Regions from separate parts of the Homo sapiens genome. Here region 1 is linked to region 2. Evidence: chromatin contacts called from ENCODE Hi-C or POLR2A ChIA-PET data. All regions are on one chromosome and are shown on one strand. Each heading gives the region's core, a stretch centred on a gene start or an enhancer-like site at or near the end of the contact. The rest is flanking DNA. Distances are from core to core; before and after follow the strand shown.

Region 1 (2,891 bases), core at 122-2,621, 1.7 Mb after region 2:
GTTTTTCTCAATCCCCAACCCCAATAACGTATAGATACTACTATAAATTCATTTTACAGAGGAACAAAAACCAAAGCTTAAAAGAAAAAAGAAAAAGAAAAACCAAGGCTTTAAGTTAAATGAATTAGAATACTATAAGATTCACTTGAATCATGAGTAACTTATGACCAACTTAATCCCTTTCAAGTCCTCTGAATGTTTTTGGAAATAGCCTTTAAAAAAATTAAAAGCTCCAAAGACTATACAAAAATTATTTATACATTACTGCCCACGGCCTAATACACAGAGTACTTCACACTAATACAGCAGTAGGGTGCAACAGAGGTCCAATCTCTTCCCTTCTCTTGGCTCCACTCTGCCCAGTATCAAAATGGCATTTCCATGGCAATACAAATCCATATTACATAACCTCCGAAAAATCTTCATAGTCCTACGTCTATTCCGGAAAACCGTATTTAAAAGCAGGATTGACGACCAAAGAAAAATGAGAAAGTAACATTTTAATGTGGAGCTTAGTAATCGCCTAGAATGAATGGCGATATACAGTTTACTGCACCCTCCAATGCGCAAAAGAGGCAGGATGGCAAAATTCATGACTATCTTAAGCAAGCCAGGAGACTGCTAAAAAGGTAGGTATTAGCTCAATTCCAAGGGGGTGGGGCCCAGTTCACTTGGTGGCGGGCTCTAGATGGCCAAAGAGGAAGGGAAAGATATCCGTTGGTGGCCAGCACCTCGCTAAAAAGGGTGGGTAGAGGCTAACTTCAAGGCAACGGCTGGGGCGAGAGTGTCCCAGGCCCGAAAACCTACTGTGGGGCTCCGGTAAGTAAGGGGGCTCAGGGAAGGGCTCCCCTGGGGCAGATCGATCGTTTTGTATCTAACGTGGAGCCCAGGGGGGGCAGAGACGATTCACTCCGCGGCGGAACGTGGAAGGGAAAGGGAAAGTGGGCGACAATGCAAGACGGAAAGCTCAAGCCGTAGGTCTGGCCTCCACCAGCTACGGCTGGGCCCACAGCTTTTCCAGGCCTTAGAGAAGAGAAGAAACCAAGCCTCGTGCCGACCCCTCCCCCACCCCCGCCTCCGCGCTCCCCCTTACCTCTACCCCACCCTGGCGCTTTCGCAGCCACCCCGGCTTTTCCTCCTCCACCAGCTGAGGCACCCGGTCTCCCGGTTTCCACACGCGTTCAGAGACACAAACTCACCCGCCGCTGAGGAAACGGTACTGCCTTCGCGACCTTCTGGGATCCAGGTTACGAGTGCGCTCCACTGGTTCGAGATTTCTGCCCGTCGCTCGCCAGGGAGACTGAGTGCCCAAGCGCCTACTCGCACAGGCCGCAAATACAGCCGCGCTGCGCGGCGAGCTGATGGAGGTCTTCCTCTTGCCCGGCGTGCACTGCGGCCGGGGGCGGGGAGCGCGGAACCATAGAGAAGAACGTATATAGATCGTCTCCGCTGTTGGCTCTGACTCACCAAGCCGAGACGAATAACCATAGAGAAGCAGCGTCTAGCGGTTACTAGAAAGGCCCGAACTGTAAATTATGACCCACCATGTTTGATTGGAGCCGACTGAATCTTACGACTACGGGACGCCATCTTGAGGTCAAGGTTCCGGCTGGGCACGGCGCGAGGAGTGTTAGAGGCTTTCTCACTTTTCGTAGTTTTTCGGGGGGTGGAACCTTGCTTTGTGATTCCTTGAGGTTCGAGGAACTGATAACTGGGCGCGATCTGCAACCTTAGTGTTAAACCCCAAGTGCTGTTATAACAACTACTCGAGATCAACAAATAATTGGCAAAGGCTGTGGAGGTTTTTTGAAAAGCAAAAGCTTATGCGTAGTTGTAGGGCCAAAGAGGTGGCTAGAAGATGTTTGGAAAAACGTGAAAAGTCCTGTAATACTAGTTAACACAGCTTTCGTTCTGTAATCTAAACGTGCTAAAAGAACTTAGCTTAAGTTAATGGAAATGAATAAAATTAATCATAAATGATTACGTTATTCCAATTGTGGACCTTATAGGCAATATCTAGTTACACGCCTTTCTCAACTGCTTGCCTCTAGGAAGGCATAAAACGGATTCAGTATAAAGTTATTGCCTCCCTGAGTTCCTGGTGCTGTGTTAAGTGCTGGAAGTATGAAGGCAAATGGAAGTGAGATTTGTTCCTGTCCTGCAAGAACTGTGAGCCAGGTGAAATAGATGACAAACCATGACCAGCCTAATATAAAATTGAAACATACTACACACTTCCTGCCTGCCTCCCCTACTTAATTTTACTCTAAAGCACTCATAACCATCTATCATAACATACATTTTTCTTGCTGATTTTATGGTCCGTCACTACCCCCACTAGAATGTGAATGTAAGCAATGCATGGATTGCCTGTTTTGTGCAAGAACAGGTCCTGGTACATAGCAAGCGCTCAATAAATATTTGTTGAGTGACAGAAATGATTACCGGCCGGGCGCGGTGGCTCACGCCTGTAACCCCAGCACTTTGGGAGGCCGAGGCGGGTGGATCACCTGAGGTTAGGAGTTCGAGGCCACCCTGGCCAACATGGCAAAACCCCGTCTCTACTGAAAATACAAAAATAAACTAGGCGTGGTGGCAGGCGCCTGTAATCCCAGCTACTCGGGAGGCTGAGGCAGGAGAATCGCTTGAACCCTGGAGGCGGAGGTTGCAGTGAGCCGAGATGGCACCACTGCACTCCAGCCTGGGCAACAAAGTGAGACATTGTCTCAAAAAAAAAGAAAAGAAAAGAAAAGAAATGATTAACATATGATGAGTACCAATAGAACACAAAATTTAGTGGGAGCACAAATGAGAAAGTAGCACTAATTACTACCATCTGCAAAATTTACATCCTTCTATACTTCTGCTTGCTAGGTTTCCTTACCATTAAC
Region 2 (2,914 bases), core at 215-2,714:
ACAAACATTCAAGTGTCAGCCCTTGGCGAGGCCTCTTTTTCATGCTTTCTCTCAAATGGAAACTTTCGTTTAAAATACAATTTTAAAACAAGACCCTCTGCAACAAAATCTATTTGCAACAGCAACAAAATCTAAGAGGATGGTCAAAGAAACCAAGGAATGTATCTGAGAGGTAACTTTTGAGCCACCCCACCACTGTATGTAATCCATACACATCTACAAACGCTGTTTTTTTGGTAATTCACATCTAGCTAATTAAAAAGCTGAGCTGTCAGCCCTCTGACTCTTACGGAATCCTTTGGAGTGTTAGCTAGTCATTGTGTGTTGGAATTAGACTAACCACTGGTTAAAGCCCTGAGGCCTGCTCATTCAGGGCCCTCTAGGTGAAAGATGAGGTTCAGGCAGATGCTTTCTTACCTGTGGAGTCATCGTAGAGGGATCTGGCTCAGGGGCGGCTTGCTGCTGTTCAGTACTCTTGTTTTTGGCCCCACTCTCCAAAGGCTCTTGCTGGACAGTTGTCTTATTTCCAGGGGGGGCGGACGGTGGTGGTGGAGCTAGTAGTTGGGATTTAGAATGGCCCTGGGAGGGGCGGGAAGGAGATGCCTGAGAAGAGGGCAAGTAGGACTGGGAATGGCTCAAATAGGATTGCGAGGAAGAGGAGGAGGATGAGTAAGAAGGGGTGGGCGCCAGGTAGGATTGGGAAGGTGGGGACTGCGAAGGGGACGGCTGAGCAGGAGGCAGGTAGGGCTGAGATGAGGTCGGGGGGTAGTAAGAGGGTGGCGGCTGAGGTGGGGGCATGTAAGACTGAGATGGGGGCATATAGGACCCAGGCGGCACAGGGGGAGATTCAGGGGGGGATTCCAGCTCCATTGGAACCAAACCAGGAGGCCCGTCTCGTTGGTGGTGGAGCATCTGGTGTTTGTACTGCTGCTGCTTCTGATAGCTGAGGGCCGGCCCGGGTGGCGGGGGCATCGGTGGCGGTGGCGGCTGCCAGTCTCCGTAGCCGCCCCCCGGCATCACTGGCGGGGGCGGCAGAGGGGGCGGAGGAAGGTGGTGGGGCTGAAGCACGCACTGCATTTGCTTCTGGTGCATCTGCTGCAGCTGCTGGAGCTGCGCCAAGTGCTGTTCGCGGAAGCTCATGAAGCCCGAGGAGGAGGGGGCCGCGGGAGTCGTCGAGCTCGAGTACCCGGGCCCCGGCGAGGCCTCAGGAAGCGCCACTGGCGGCGGCGGTGGGACCGGTGGCGGCGGATAGTGGCTGCTCCCGCCATACCGGCCCCAATTCGGGTACATATCGAAAAAGAAGGCGCAGGGCTCGTCCTGGCGCCGTTACTCGTCGCAACCGACCTCCAGGAGCCGCGGCGGCGACGGCGACAGCCGGAACTCGCGGCGCCTACAGGCCCCGGAGCGTGTAAACGGAGCGCGCCAGTGCGCCGGCGCTCCCGAGCTGGGCCCGCGACCGGGAAGGCGGGGACGCGACTTGGGCGACTACGTCTGCGCAGTAACCACCGAGAGGAGAACAAAGGCGAGATAGAGCGGTCCTTTACTTGGCGACTCGTGGTTGCCATCTTCCTTTGGGTTCAGATAATGTAGGCTCCAGTAGAATGTTCTCATAGAACTGAAAAACCATAGAGTCTCACAGCCGAAAGAGGTGGTAGAGATCCTATCGCTCCACGGGTTCATTTTTGAATGAAAAAAAAAAAAGGTTCCATTCACAATAGCAACAATCGCAACAACAACAAAAAAACATAAAGCAACTAGGAAAAACTCTAACAAGAAAGATGTAGGACTTATATGTAGAAAGCTACAGAGTCATAAAGAAGCATATCCAAGTAGGATGAAATTAGACTTCAAATAATGGAGAGGCTTACCATGATCCTGGGTGAAAAGAGGAAAAATTGTAAAGATGTCAGTTTCTCCCAAATTAAATGAATAGACCTAACTCAATTCTCCCCAGAAATTCAACTGGGAACAAAGCTGTGAAGAATGGAAAGGTGTTTTCAAGGCAGAGTGTAAGATTACACCAATTCCTGCAGACATATAGTGAGTAACATCTGCAGGAATTGTAGAAGGGGAGAAATGGAATTTTTTAGACTGTCTCAACACATATAAATCGGTGTTGCAGAATCTCAGAGCAAAAGCAAAGAGAGCAAAAACCAGATACAAAGATGGTCTAAAGACAACCTGGAAGATAATCTTCCAAAAGCTCTCAACGTAATACCAGACATAAACTCTTACTTTAGCTTGAGTGAATCACTAAAAAGCAAAGCTAATACACTGAATTCTTTTGGGTGTGTGGGGGGGGGCGGGGGGAGGGAGAACTGTGAGAATATTGTGTCAGTGCATCACTTGAGTAACATGCAAATAATTGACCTTTCTTCCATCTTAGCAACCCAGATCTTCACCTCTCTCAGGAGGTGAATGTGAATGGAAAGTGGAGCAGCAAGGCATCCTTCAAAAGGAAGAGCTTCTGTTTTCAAATAGAAATTTAGTTATGTTTCTTTTAACTTTTTATTGAAGTATAACGAATATACAGAAAATTACATGTCAAAAGACAAAATTACAACAAATTTAGTTTAAAGATCTTAATTAACTTTTACCTGCTATTCTAGAATTGGGCAACGTCTCATTCTATAAAGCAGAAACAGTGTTCCAATGAGCAGAACAATCGGGATAATTTCATAGACAGAAAAGAAACGCAGAGGCAGGGCGCGGGGGCTCACTCCTGTAATCCCAACACTTTTGGGAGGCTGAGGCAGGCAGATCACCAGGTCAGGAGATCAAGACCAGCCTGGTCAACATGGTGAAACCCCATGCCTACTAAAAATACAAAAAGTATCCAGGCGTGGTGGTGCTCACCTGTAATCTCAGCTACTCAGGAGGCTGAGGCAGGAGAATCACTTGAACCCAGGAGGCA

The links. Hi-C counts contacts between places; a loop is a spot of excess contacts on that map. ChIA-PET counts read pairs that join two places held with the same protein, here RNA polymerase II (POLR2A). Pooled maps may share reads with other maps.
Region 1: a map of B cell shows a loop between it and region 2 (11-fold over the local background). The contact joins the promoter of RBM25 here to the promoter of YLPM1 in region 2. A Hi-C loop is called at or near these places in 3 of 168 maps with a recorded cell type or tissue (B cell, CD8-positive, alpha-beta T cell and naive thymus-derived CD4-positive, alpha-beta T cell), 1 of 37 single-sample maps with no recorded cell type and 9 of 50 pooled maps. POLR2A ChIA-PET finds 5 or more read pairs at or near these places in 3 of 52 experiments (CD4-positive, alpha-beta T cell, CD4-positive, alpha-beta memory T cell and activated T-cell).

Annotation. Positions count from the first base shown.
Region 1 is chr14:73,057,014-73,059,904 of GRCh38, reverse strand. It overlaps RBM25 (RNA binding motif protein 25), which reads right to left and starts at 1,371. Exons shown (of 19, transcript NM_021239.3): 1 at 1,200-1,371. It overlaps RBM25-AS1 (RBM25 antisense RNA 1), which reads left to right and starts at 452. Exons shown (of 2, transcript NR_184256.1): 1 at 452-629; 2 at 1,148-2,891. RefSeq lists enhancers at 1,267-1,806, 859-2,058, 1,130-2,094.
Region 2 is chr14:74,761,866-74,764,779 of GRCh38, reverse strand. YLPM1 (YLP motif containing 1) reads right to left here and starts at 1,464. Exons shown (of 21, transcript NM_019589.3): 1 at 418-1,464. The coding sequence starts at 1,290. RefSeq lists an enhancer at 1,417-1,756.